2 separate regions of the Homo sapiens genome follow, and region 1 is linked to region 2. Evidence: chromatin loops called from intact Hi-C (ENCODE). Cell type or tissue: A673. All regions are shown on one strand. Region 1 has its middle 81 kb from the start of ABTB3. Region 2 overlaps ABTB3 (ankyrin repeat and BTB domain containing 3).

Evidence for each region. Peaks named below come from ENCODE experiments on the same cell type or tissue, not always from the same donor. Only the 100,000 strongest peaks of a DNase experiment are listed, where the experiment ranks them.
Region 1: it touches region 2 in a loop (2.2-fold over the local background); 7 of 110 quality-filtered maps call a loop at or near these places.

Annotation. Positions count from the first base shown.
Region 1 is chr12:107,236,090-107,238,589 of GRCh38, forward strand. No RefSeq gene overlaps it. Among named protein-coding and RNA genes, the nearest start is that of ABTB3, 81 kb to the right of the region's middle. In A673, no CTCF peak of the experiment used is centred here; a DNase peak (open chromatin) is centred at 1,102; H3K27ac peaks cover 1,123 bases.
Region 2 is chr12:107,401,223-107,403,722 of GRCh38, forward strand. All of the region lies in intron 1 of ABTB3 (ankyrin repeat and BTB domain containing 3), which reads left to right. Among named protein-coding and RNA genes, the nearest start is that of ABTB3, 84 kb to the left of the region's middle. In A673, a CTCF peak has its summit at 1,397 (motif pointing left); DNase peaks (open chromatin) are centred at 199 and 1,379.

The DNA.
Region 1 (2,500 bases), 170 kb before region 2:
CACGCCAGTTTCTCATAAAGCTCTTGTGAAAACGCATGAATGAATAAAATATATGTGGTTTATTTCTGCATTGCTCTGTTTTAGTGATTTATTGATAATTTAGAAGGCTTTACTGTCTAATGTATGGGCAGATCATAGGTAGTTGATTAAGAGCGAGACTAGTGGTCATGTCTATAAAACACTGAGCATTGGCCCTGGGAAGAAAGAAATGTAACCTCACATGATAAAATTGTTTCGCTGGTGTAGCTAAAGTCAATTGCTGATATCTTTTTCTAAAAAGCCATCCATAATAGTCCAAGGAATGCCCATGTCATTCAAAAGATACTCAAAATTGAGAACAGCTGCCTTCAAGTGGGACAAAACGTGAGGGAAAGCTTTACAAAGTGGAAAATTACAATGGTTCCCCCGAGCCTGGCATGAGGAATGAAACATCAGATTAATCTCACACACAAAATAAGAAGTATATTAACAATTACTGTCATTCCAGAAAGAGATTAAACATGAGCATTGGTGAAAGATTACTTTGGTTCAGAGAACTGGGGCTTTTTCCTCGCAACAAAGATCATTATTATTGGCAAGAAGATACTTTACCCTTTTAATCACAAATCCACTCTCAGGTTTTGCCAGTTGGGCAAGGACTAAATTTGAGGTGAGCTGATCATTGAGGACTTCCCTGGAGCCTGGGTAACCTTGGCGAGTCTGGTTGAGCTGGGAATGTAACAGGCTTACTACTTTTTGCTTTTGTGTGATTCCATCTTCCTATGCTCCAGCTGTGAAAATCATTTCTGTCCAGCACCTCAGGTTATTTGAAGATTGGTTACATCCTCCCCACTTTGGTATTTCTACTGTAAACAATACTGGAATGAGGTATTTAATGAGGACTTTTGAAATGGGATCCAGTTTCAATGGGATGCCTGAGAGTGTCAGGGGAAAGATACCACATCCCCTACACTTTATACCCCTGCCCCCTGCCCCAGGAAACGAGTCTTTTCCTGTTTCTTCATTCAAAGCATCCTCCTTCCACAGTTAGCACTGAAGCTGATAGGGCTCAAAGCCACATGTAGGCAATAAGGTTAGAGAAACCATTCTTCAGCTTTAACTCCTTAGCATTTTCCCCCTGACTCATTTCCTGATTCATGAGCGCAAGACACGGTAGGCAATTAATTTTCATTTTATTCAGAGAGAGCTCACCTGATAGGTCTGATGAATCCTTTTCTGTGGGAATTCCAAAAGACCAAAGCAAAACCAGTTCAAGCCCAAGATGAGTCTCATTAAATCCCAAGCTCACCAAGCTCGAATCATGAGACTGGGTGTGGTCTACGGTCTTGCAAGCCCATGCTTGAATGAAGTATTAGAGGCAGGCACACAGTGCTGATCTTTCAGATTCGCTGCCTCCTTATCAGTAATGCAAACAGCAGCCCTCAGAGCTTAGAGCAGGCACAGAGCAGAAAAATCCTAGGGATCAGGATACAACTTTACTGAGGTTCCAGACAATATATATGGAGAAGGGGCCAGCATGGGATCCAGAGAGCAGGTGGCAGCCATGCCCTGACCTTGGGCCCTTGGTGCTCAGGCCAAACCTGACACCAGCTAAAGGATAATGAATGAAGAACAAAAAGAAATGGTTTAGCTGGGTGGTTGTCCATGCACCCAGCTAAAGCTCAATTATTGGGCTGTTTGTACATTTTACAGTATGACACCATATCAGTTTTTAGAACACGGCAAAGAACCTTTCCAACTTTCAATCAGCAAACTTAGAAGAGTCTCCACGCTTCCCGTCTCATCGCCCTCAGCAAGCAGAGTTCCTGAGCCAATGCAGGGACAAGACTTTGCTCTAACTGTCAGCAATTATTAATAACTGCAACTCCTCCATGCAAGCAATGGATTCAGAATGAACTAGAATTTTCTAGTCTTAACTCCAAACACCCAGGAAATGGAGTCCAGCTGGCTCAGTCTGAGTCACATACTCACAATTGGCCCAATCATCTTTGGGTAAGGTGACATGGGCCTCATAGAACATACATGGCTGCCTGGGGCCCATCCCTGTGGGCGAGGGGACAGACTAGGGTCCTTGTAAGCTGCCAGAACCTATAAGTAGTGTGTCTTATAGTTGTCTCGCAGAGAAAGAAGACCTGGGCAGTGATTCCTATTTTTCCTAGAATCGAATGTCCCTATCACACTACACATTCCTTCTTTAAATTCTCCACTTTCTGGCTTAATTGTGCTTTCAGAATTTGGGACATGTACTGTTAGATAGACACAATGCTAAAGATCCCAGATCCTAGTTTTTGCATTTTGCAACATGGCGGCACGTTTTTCTGTATCTGACTCTAGGCTCAGCATTAGCTAGATCCACCAAGATGATGGCCAAGTTAGATGAATCACCAGACTGTGATGCATAGTTACCAAGATATGCCAGACATTTTCAACCTTTCATCCTTTATTCTTCTTGTCTTCTCAGCCTGGAATAGCCTTAAATAATCCAGCTACTGAAATCCTG
Region 2 (2,500 bases):
AAAAGGCCAAACCAAGAACTAGACCAACCAAAGGAAGCCAAGGGGAGGTGATTACGTAACCCCAGCAGCCAGGCTGTCTGCAAGCCGTATGACTTATTTAGCTGTCTGTCTTTTCGGATGTCAGACTCCATCCTTTCCAGCTGGCTCTCCGCTTTGGTGATTATATTAACACTCAGTAATTATAGGAAATGGACACCTCTCCAGTCACCAGCATTCCCAAGTGGCGGGATGGGGGATATTCAATACCAGGAACACCCCATCACAGGGGGTCAGTCACTGCCCAAGGTTTCAGTAGTCTGGCAAAAAGAGACAGAAATAATGGCACAGTAGTGAGTGCTCCCATGATGCAAAATGTATTAAATTTAAAGGCTGGTGCTTGATCTTGAGCGGATGCCCTGGGGTTAAAATGTCCTTTAAAAAATCCAAAATGATGAAGATGATTATCAGTGGTTGCCTCTGGCATTTTGACATAACACAAATTTGGCCCCTAATGTTAATCTCCATGTGGGGGAGAAATTCCTGACTGACGAAATTCTAGAGTCTGAGCATCACTGCTTTATACATAAGAAAATAACATAATAAGCAAAATAATAAGAAATAAAAGGAATCTTTTTCATTTTAAAATCCTATGTGTGTAGAGTTTTTTACCCTCAGCTTCTTCTCTTTATATAGTAGGTAACAACCGCTTAGGGTTTTTTTTTTTTTTTTTGCTGCCTTCTCCTGCCTTGCTTCCCTACCCTCTGCCCTCCTCAGAAGCCTCCCTGCCTGTTAGCCCAGTTCTATCTCGACTCCTAAGCTGGTCTTGATGGAGATCGGTGTAAAAAAGTAATTATGATAACAGCCACCATTTGCTGCTTTGCTTCATCTTTGCTATGTGCTAGTTACTTTATTCAATAAAGTGAATAAAGTGCAGCAACAATGGAAAGTGGACTCTTAGTAGTAGTACCAACCCTATTTTACAGATGGGAAAACTGAGGCTCAGAGAGGTTAAATCACTTACACAAAGCCACACAATTTTGAGTGGCAGAGCTGGAATGTGAATCCAGGCAGTCTGACCCTGCAGCTTATGTGCTTAACGATACTGCCTCTCATGTGGGCAAAGGATGGCCCAGGAGAAAGGCAGGCCCAGATTCCAAATCTGGCTTGACCGCCTAAGAGGCTGAGTCTTAACCTCTCTGAGCCTTTGCTGTTTCATCTGTAAAGTGGTCCTCCTGACAGCTGCCTCCTAGGGTTGTTTTGAGGATAAAGTGAAGTAATGGAGGGCCCTTGGGATATGGTACCCCATCTCCTTCCTCACCTGGATGGAAAGCCATGTTCCAGCCACGGCTACTGGCCTGCAAATGGCTTCCTGGGGCTTTTTGCTCTTATTCAGTCTTGCACCTTGCTCCCCCTAGTGCCAAAACCAAGCTGCAGCTCCCCTGGCTCCCTAAACATTGCTTTATTACCTCTCTCAAGCCACTGCCTCCGCCGCCAGGATTCTGACTGGTGGGAGGTTGTGGGCCTGCCAGCTCTCCTCACCTGAAGCCAGGCCTTGCAGACAGAATTCCTAACTAATGACATCCTTGCCCCTTCTGCTACCTCCTAAATTCCTCCTCTTTCTAGATTTGCAGCTCTATGACTGGCCCAGTCAATTGAATACCTGTGGACCAACTATTTCCAGGATAGTGACAGTGGCTTTTGAGTCTGTCCTGCTGCTGGCTTGTCCCCCCACCCACCCCCAGGCTGTGCTATTGGGAGGTGGGACAGGAGTACAGTAGTCACCAGCCACAACATGTCTTAGACATGGATCCTGCTCCTTCTTCTCCTCCATCTGCTCCAGGTTGTGGAGAGGGCTCCCACAGGCCTCGGACCCAAGTCATTCATTCCGATTGTGTGAATACCCTTTAATGAGGGACCTGTAATATCCCAGGCATGGTCTAGAGATCACGTATATCAGTGAATCCTCCTGGCTCCCTGTGAAGTGGGCCCCATTTACTTCCGTTTGACAGATGAGGAAACCAAGGCCTGGTAAGGGCAGAGAAATGTTCATATCGCCCATGGCCCATTAGTGACAGACCTGAACTTGCATAAGGCCTTCTTCATTATAATATCCCTGTGCCTGGAATGACACAGACCGAAAATGTAATGGGTTGTTTCACCGGGCTCTATTTCCAGAATCCATAGGAAGCTTGGCAGATGGGTGCTAAAGCTTCCTACCAGCTACTACATCTCCCTATCAGCTACCTCAGCCCAGGGAGTGCCTTCACCACTCCTGTGAGCCTCAGTTTACTCTTCCCACAATGGGCCTACAGATACCTAGTGATACTTCCTAGGGCTATAGGGAGAATAAAATGAGATCATGTCTGTAAACTGTGTGTCAACAGTACACTTCATAAATGTTATTCACCTTATCCTTGACAAAAGCTTCCACCGATACATTATTCTTGTTTTTAAAAACTTACAGCTATCTGGGAGCACAGACCAAATGGTCAGGGAACACTTTGCAGTCAGGCTTAGCTGA